Regions from separate parts of the Homo sapiens genome. Here region 1 is linked to region 2. Evidence: chromatin contacts called from ENCODE Hi-C or POLR2A ChIA-PET data. All regions are on one chromosome and are shown on one strand. Each heading gives the region's core, a stretch centred on a gene start or an enhancer-like site at or near the end of the contact. The rest is flanking DNA. Distances are from core to core; before and after follow the strand shown.

Evidence for each region. A loop is a pair of places that touch in the nucleus more often than their neighbours do. ChIA-PET counts read pairs that join two places held with the same protein, here RNA polymerase II (POLR2A). Pooled maps may share reads with other maps.
Region 1: a map of thyroid gland shows a loop between it and region 2 (1.9-fold over the local background). The contact joins the promoter of GALNT9 here to the promoter of GALNT9-AS1 in region 2. A Hi-C loop is called at or near these places in 10 of 168 maps with a recorded cell type or tissue (MCF 10A, PC-3, PC-9 and 7 more) and 3 of 50 pooled maps. POLR2A ChIA-PET finds 5 or more read pairs at or near these places in 2 of 52 experiments (MCF 10A and PC-9).

What each region holds. Positions count from the first base shown.
Region 1 is chr12:132,328,281-132,330,980 of GRCh38, forward strand. GALNT9 (polypeptide N-acetylgalactosaminyltransferase 9) reads right to left here and starts at 1,309. Exons shown (of 11, transcript NM_001122636.2): 1 at 686-1,309. The coding sequence starts at 923. It overlaps LOC101928416 (a long non-coding RNA gene), which reads left to right and starts at 1,570. Exons shown (of 2, transcript NR_120467.1): 1 at 1,570-1,928.
Region 2 is chr12:132,274,062-132,276,761 of GRCh38, forward strand. GALNT9-AS1 (GALNT9 antisense RNA 1) reads left to right here and starts at 1,330. Exons shown (of 4, transcript NR_024563.1): 1 at 1,330-1,775; 2 at 2,170-2,469. The region is part of intron 2 of GALNT9 (polypeptide N-acetylgalactosaminyltransferase 9); the gene reads right to left. RefSeq lists enhancers at 1-708, 1,518-2,294.

The DNA.
Region 1 (2,700 bases), core at 59-2,558, 54 kb after region 2:
TGGATTCTGGGGCTCCCAGGTGCCACAACTTGGGCCCCCCTGGGTAATGAGTCCTGCCAAGCCCTGCATGATCCTCAACTCCATCCTCCCAGGAGTCTCAGGTCTCAGCTTCAAGCTTCTCCCATAACAACTTTCTAACGCGGCCTCGGGCACCCCCAGGACAGGGGGCCGCCTAGCCCAGTGGTCGAAGCATTTGGGGTGCCTTCGAACCTCAGGGGCAAAGGACACTGCACCAGCAGCCTCCCAAGTGTGGCGTCCCCACCCTCCTCTTTCCCCACCTTCAAGAGTGGAGGGGTCGGCGCAGCCTAAACCTGACGGCCCCCACTCCTGGAGCGCCAAGCCAGCCCCCCACCCCACACTCCTGGACCTAGGCACTGCCTGCTTCTAGAGCAGCTCCAAAGATCCTCTGCAGAAGTTCCCTCGGAGAGCAAGTTTGCGTCATTGTGGGGGCAGGGGGATTCCTCAAGTCTCCACTGGAGGGGTGGGTGCCCGGTGCGGGGGGAACCCAGGTTGCTGCCCGCTGCTGAAGGGGCTTCCGCGGCCCTTCCCTCTCCTCTCTCCTGTATATTCCCTCCCACAGGGGCGCAGAGGGGCGCGCACCCGAGGCCGGCCTGACCCATCGCGCCCGGGGTGGCCACTGTCCCGGGCAGGGCTGCCCCCACTCCGCCCCGGCGCCCCCGCTCACCGTTGAGCTGGTTGTAGACCACCTCCTCCAGGTGGTCCAGGCGCTGCAGGATGGCCTCACGGTCCCCCAGCGTGCCCACCTTGGCGTGTCGGCTGCGCACCCGGCGGTCGCCGCTCACGATGCGCACGAGCTCCTGGGAGCGGCCCTGCAGGCGGCAGTACACGGAGAACAGGACGATGCCCACGAACACCAGGATGTTCACCGTCAGCAAAGTTCGGATCTTCCTGGCCACCGCCATGAACACGGCTGCAGCGGGGGCCTCACCCGCGGGGCATCCCCAGCATCCCCGCCCGGGCCTGGGCTTCAGCTTCGGCTTCGGGGACCATGAGCCGCCCGGGGCTGCGGGGGCTGCGGGGCTCGGCCGGAGCTGTCCCTTCAGCACCAGCTCAGCGCGCCGGGCCACGGCCGCCGGGGGTCCCCCAGAGCGCAGAGGGCTGCCCGGGGCTGGGGTCGCGGGGCGCGGCCGGCATCCCCCGCTCAGAGGGCGCGGCCCCGCCCCGGGGAGCGGTGAGGGGGGCCGGGGGCGCCGGGGGGCGGCGGGGAAGGCGCGGGCGGGCGGCGCTCGGTGTCTGTGCCGGCTCCTGTCCTGCCCGCCCCGCAGCCACCGCGCCGGTGCAGAGTGACGCGGCCTCACCTCACCTCATCTGCAACCGCGGCCCCAGGACCGCCCCGCCCCGCCTCCCCCACCCCTCAAGGCCGCCCCCCGGGACCGCCCCGCGCGCCTGCCCCGCCCCCCCCACCGCGCCCCCCCGGGGACCCCAGGACAGCAGGTCCGGGGGGCGGGGGACGGGGGGCGGGGCGCGCGGGGTAGCCTGGGCCAAGGGCGCGCGGGCGCGGGGAGCGGGGGCGGGGCAGGCGCGGACCCTCCCTCCCCAGGACCCGCCAGACGCCCGGGGCCCCCAACGGCCAGCACGGTCCGAATCGACCCCAAGCTTGACCCGAGGGCAGCGGGGCCTCCGGGAATGCCTGGCCAGGGCGGTGTCGCCGGGAGTGAATGGGGGAGGGGGCGGCCGGGGCAGGACCCGGGTCAGGGCCACTCTGGTAGTCTCCTGCCCACCCCTCCCCAAGCCGAGCTCCCGGCCTCCCTCCCTCTCCCCCGTCCAGGGCTGAGGACTGGGGAAGCTGAGTCCCGGGACGGGTATGGGGGGGTTGGGGCTTGGGATGCAGCCGGACCTCCGGGAACAGCAGGGGGCCCTGGAGCCACCAGGAGGGAGAAGGCCCCGTCCCTGAGCCAGGCTCGCAGGTAAGACCCGAGGCCGCAAACCCCGGCTGCCCCCACCCCCAGCCCAGGCTCTGATCTGGCCCCACACTGGCGTTTTGTGGAGGAGACCCTGGAAGCCAGGGGAGATGTCAGCCAAGCCGCGCAGCACAGGGGCCCAACTTCCACTGGCAGAATGCAAGCACCCAAGAGGCAGGAGTTTCACCCAAAGGCAGGGTTCACCCCTGTGTTCCCAGAGATTGGACACATAGCTGGTGTTCAGTAAACATTTGCGGGATGAGTGAATAAATGACGGAGCATTTATTAAGAGCATGGCTGTGCTTGGCTCTCCATACAGAGATGAGTAAGGCAAGGGGCTTCACAGCTCTTGGCTGTGTGTGTGTCCGTGTGTGTGCATGAGTGTGCATGCATTTGCCTCTGTGTGCCTGTGTATCTGCATATGTGCATGTCTGTGTTGTCAGCACGCATGCATGTGCATGTGTCCACGTGTTTCTGTGTGCATGTCTGTGTGCCCGTGTGTGCATGTATCTGTGTGTGCATGTGCCTGTGTCTGTGTGCATTGTCTCTGTGTGTGTTCATGCGTGTGCATGTGTCTGTCTGTGCCTGTGTGTATTTGTGTATGTGTCTATGTATGTCTGTGTGTGTGTTCACATGTGTGCATATCTCTGTGTTCATCTCTGTTTGTTCATGTGTGCATGTGTCTCTATATCTGTGTGCATCTATGTGTCTGTGTTTGTGTGTCCATGTGTGCATTTGTCTGTGTATCTGTGTACGAGTGTCTGTGTGTCTGTGTGTG
Region 2 (2,700 bases), core at 80-2,579:
CTTCACAACAGGCAGCCTGGCCAGCCCCTTCTCACCTCCCTGGGCACTGCGGCTGCACCCCCAGGCCTGGCAAGGTCACGGTGACCTCCACACCAGCCCATGCAATTCCAGGCTTCCCATTGCCCCTGAGAAGGTCAAAGCCCCGGGTTGCTCAGCCAGGCCGCTCCCTCCACCATCCCCTCTTGGTTCCCTTTGGCTCACTCACCTGCGCCCGGCCCCTGGCTCTGTGGCCTGCGCTCCAGGCCTGCTCCTGCCCCAGGGCCTTTGCGCTCCCCACCCCCACCTGGATGGCCACACACGCCCTCACCCTTCAAGAGGCTCACCCCGTGCTCAACGTAAAATCCCACCAGAGCCCCGGCCTCCAGCCTGCTGCTCTGCCTCTCCCACCCCCACCCCCGGCTTGCTCTTTGCACCCCTGCCCTGCTCTCCTGCTGGCTGGGGCTCCTGGGGCAGGGGTTCTGGGTGTGGGTTTGCTGTTTCACCGCCTCATCTCGGGACCCAGAACTGTAGACGCACACAGGGCTCCATGTGTGGCCTTTATGGAGCTTGAATTCATTGCACTCAGCAGAGGGGAAGGCAGGTGATGAGCGGGCGTCGTCCAAAGCCTCAGAGCTGTGGGTGAGTCTCCAAATGGTTTTGTTTGAACGTAACATTAAAAGTCTAAGTTGTGGCTTGGGCTGAATTAGAAGCTACAGCACCACACACACATGCACACATAAGCAGACACCACACACACGCACACATGAACATATGCCACACACAAGAACATACCCCACACACACGCACACATGCACAGACACTACACATCTATGAACATACCACGTGCACACAGGATACACCACACACACGCACACACGTGCACACTCCCCCCGTGGGCTCCTGGCAGCAGGGGCTGTTCCCATCACTCTGGTGCTTGCCCCTGCTGGGGAACCGTCCAGTTGTCACCAACTCACTTCTAAGCCATGTATCAGGGCTTCCCAGCCTCAGCTCCAGACTGCACGCTCAGCTTCTCCATGTCCAGCCCGGCATGCAGGGCATGACGTGTGACAGGGCTCAGCCCCTCCATGTCCCTTCTTTCCCCCGTGTCTAGGCTGTCCTTGCCAGGCAGTGGACTTTCGCTCTTGCCCTGCTCAGCCGCTTCCCTCCTCCTTCCCATAAAACATGGGGCTCAGCCCGGCAGGAACTCCCTAAGTAGCTGGGTGGAGTTCCAGCCCTGGATGAAGGGGAGGGCACAGGACCAGGCTGAGCCAATCAGCATGGCAATAGGCTCAGGGAGAGACACACGGCCCAATCAGAGCCAGGAGAGGTTGGCTGGGCTCCGGGAGACAGGACGTGAGGCTGGAGTGGCTGCAGCCTCTTGCAGACAGTGGAGGCTCAGGCTAAGCCAGCAAGACCAAGAGGAGCACGGAGAGCTGGCAAGACGCTGGCCCGATGATATCGCCTGAGCCGTGAATCCTCCTGGCCAACGCCAGGGCTTCCTCAGGCTTTGTCATTGCAGGGACACTTCCCTCCCTCCCTCCTTCTCTGTCTCTCTCCCCACTGCCTCTCTTTCTAGCTTAAGCCAATTTGAGATGGATTTTCTGTCACTTGCTGTTGAAGGAGTCCTGGTCCAGCCCAGGTGGATTTCGTGCAAATGAAACCCACATAATGCAAGTCTGTGTGGAAGTGATCGTCTGCGATCGGCGCGTGCCCTTCGCCTTATGAACAGGAGCCATGGGTGACACGAGCGCCTCGGCTGGGCCGCCGGGGTCCGTCTGAGGTCCATCTGTCTCCAGGTGTGTGCTGGGTCTGTGGGTGAGATGCTGCGTGTGCATGTGTGTGTGCCCAGGTGTGTGTGTGGGAGCTGGATCCCAGGCCACCCGCACAGTGGGAGAAGGGGGAGCTGGATCCCAGGCCTGAGAAGGCTCTTTCTGCTTAGAGAGTCCAGGGCTGCCTGGCATCGAGCCGGCTCTGCCCCGCAGGTCCCAGTGAATCCACATTGCAGCAGGAAGCCACAGGGCAGGAACCTCAGCTTTCCGGTTGGCTTCCATGAACCAAGGACAAGCTTGCTTAAAGTTGTGCCCGGAGAGGCCGGGAGAGCTGCTTCAAAGGCAAAGACCACCCAGTGGGAGTGCATTCCCCTGGTGCTCACCCAAGGGTCCCACTCCCCCTGAGACATTTCCTTCCCAGGGCACAGACCCCAGGCCTGGACAGAGCCGGGCACGTGTGAAACGGGAAGATGTCAGCTGGGGAACCGGCCGCAGCTCCCAACCTTGATGAGGAAAGAAACCTGGTAGCTGTTCCTGCAGAAAAGCCACATGGCTCGCCGCCTATCTCCACGATGGTACCTGGCTTCTCCCATCCTCACCGTCCACGTCTACTCCCTTCCCATCCCAGACCCGAGACGCAGAAGGCTTTAGACAGAGCAGCTTCATCAGGAATCTGGACTGGGCTGAGGTACCTGCTCCCAGCTCCTCAAAGTGCCATCCGGTAAATCTGCATCTATTAGAGCTGACAGCCAGGCTGCTCAGGCTTAAACAATTAATATGCATGAGGAGTCCGCAAACACAGAGCAGGGGCATGTTACTGTGCTGGGATGTAGGACGGCTTCTCGGATAAGGTCATTCATTTTTATGATTCTGCTTAATTTGGATTTGCCAGTCTTCCTTTCATTATCCCATGGGCCAGTCTTAATAATCAAGACTATGTTATGTGCTTTGT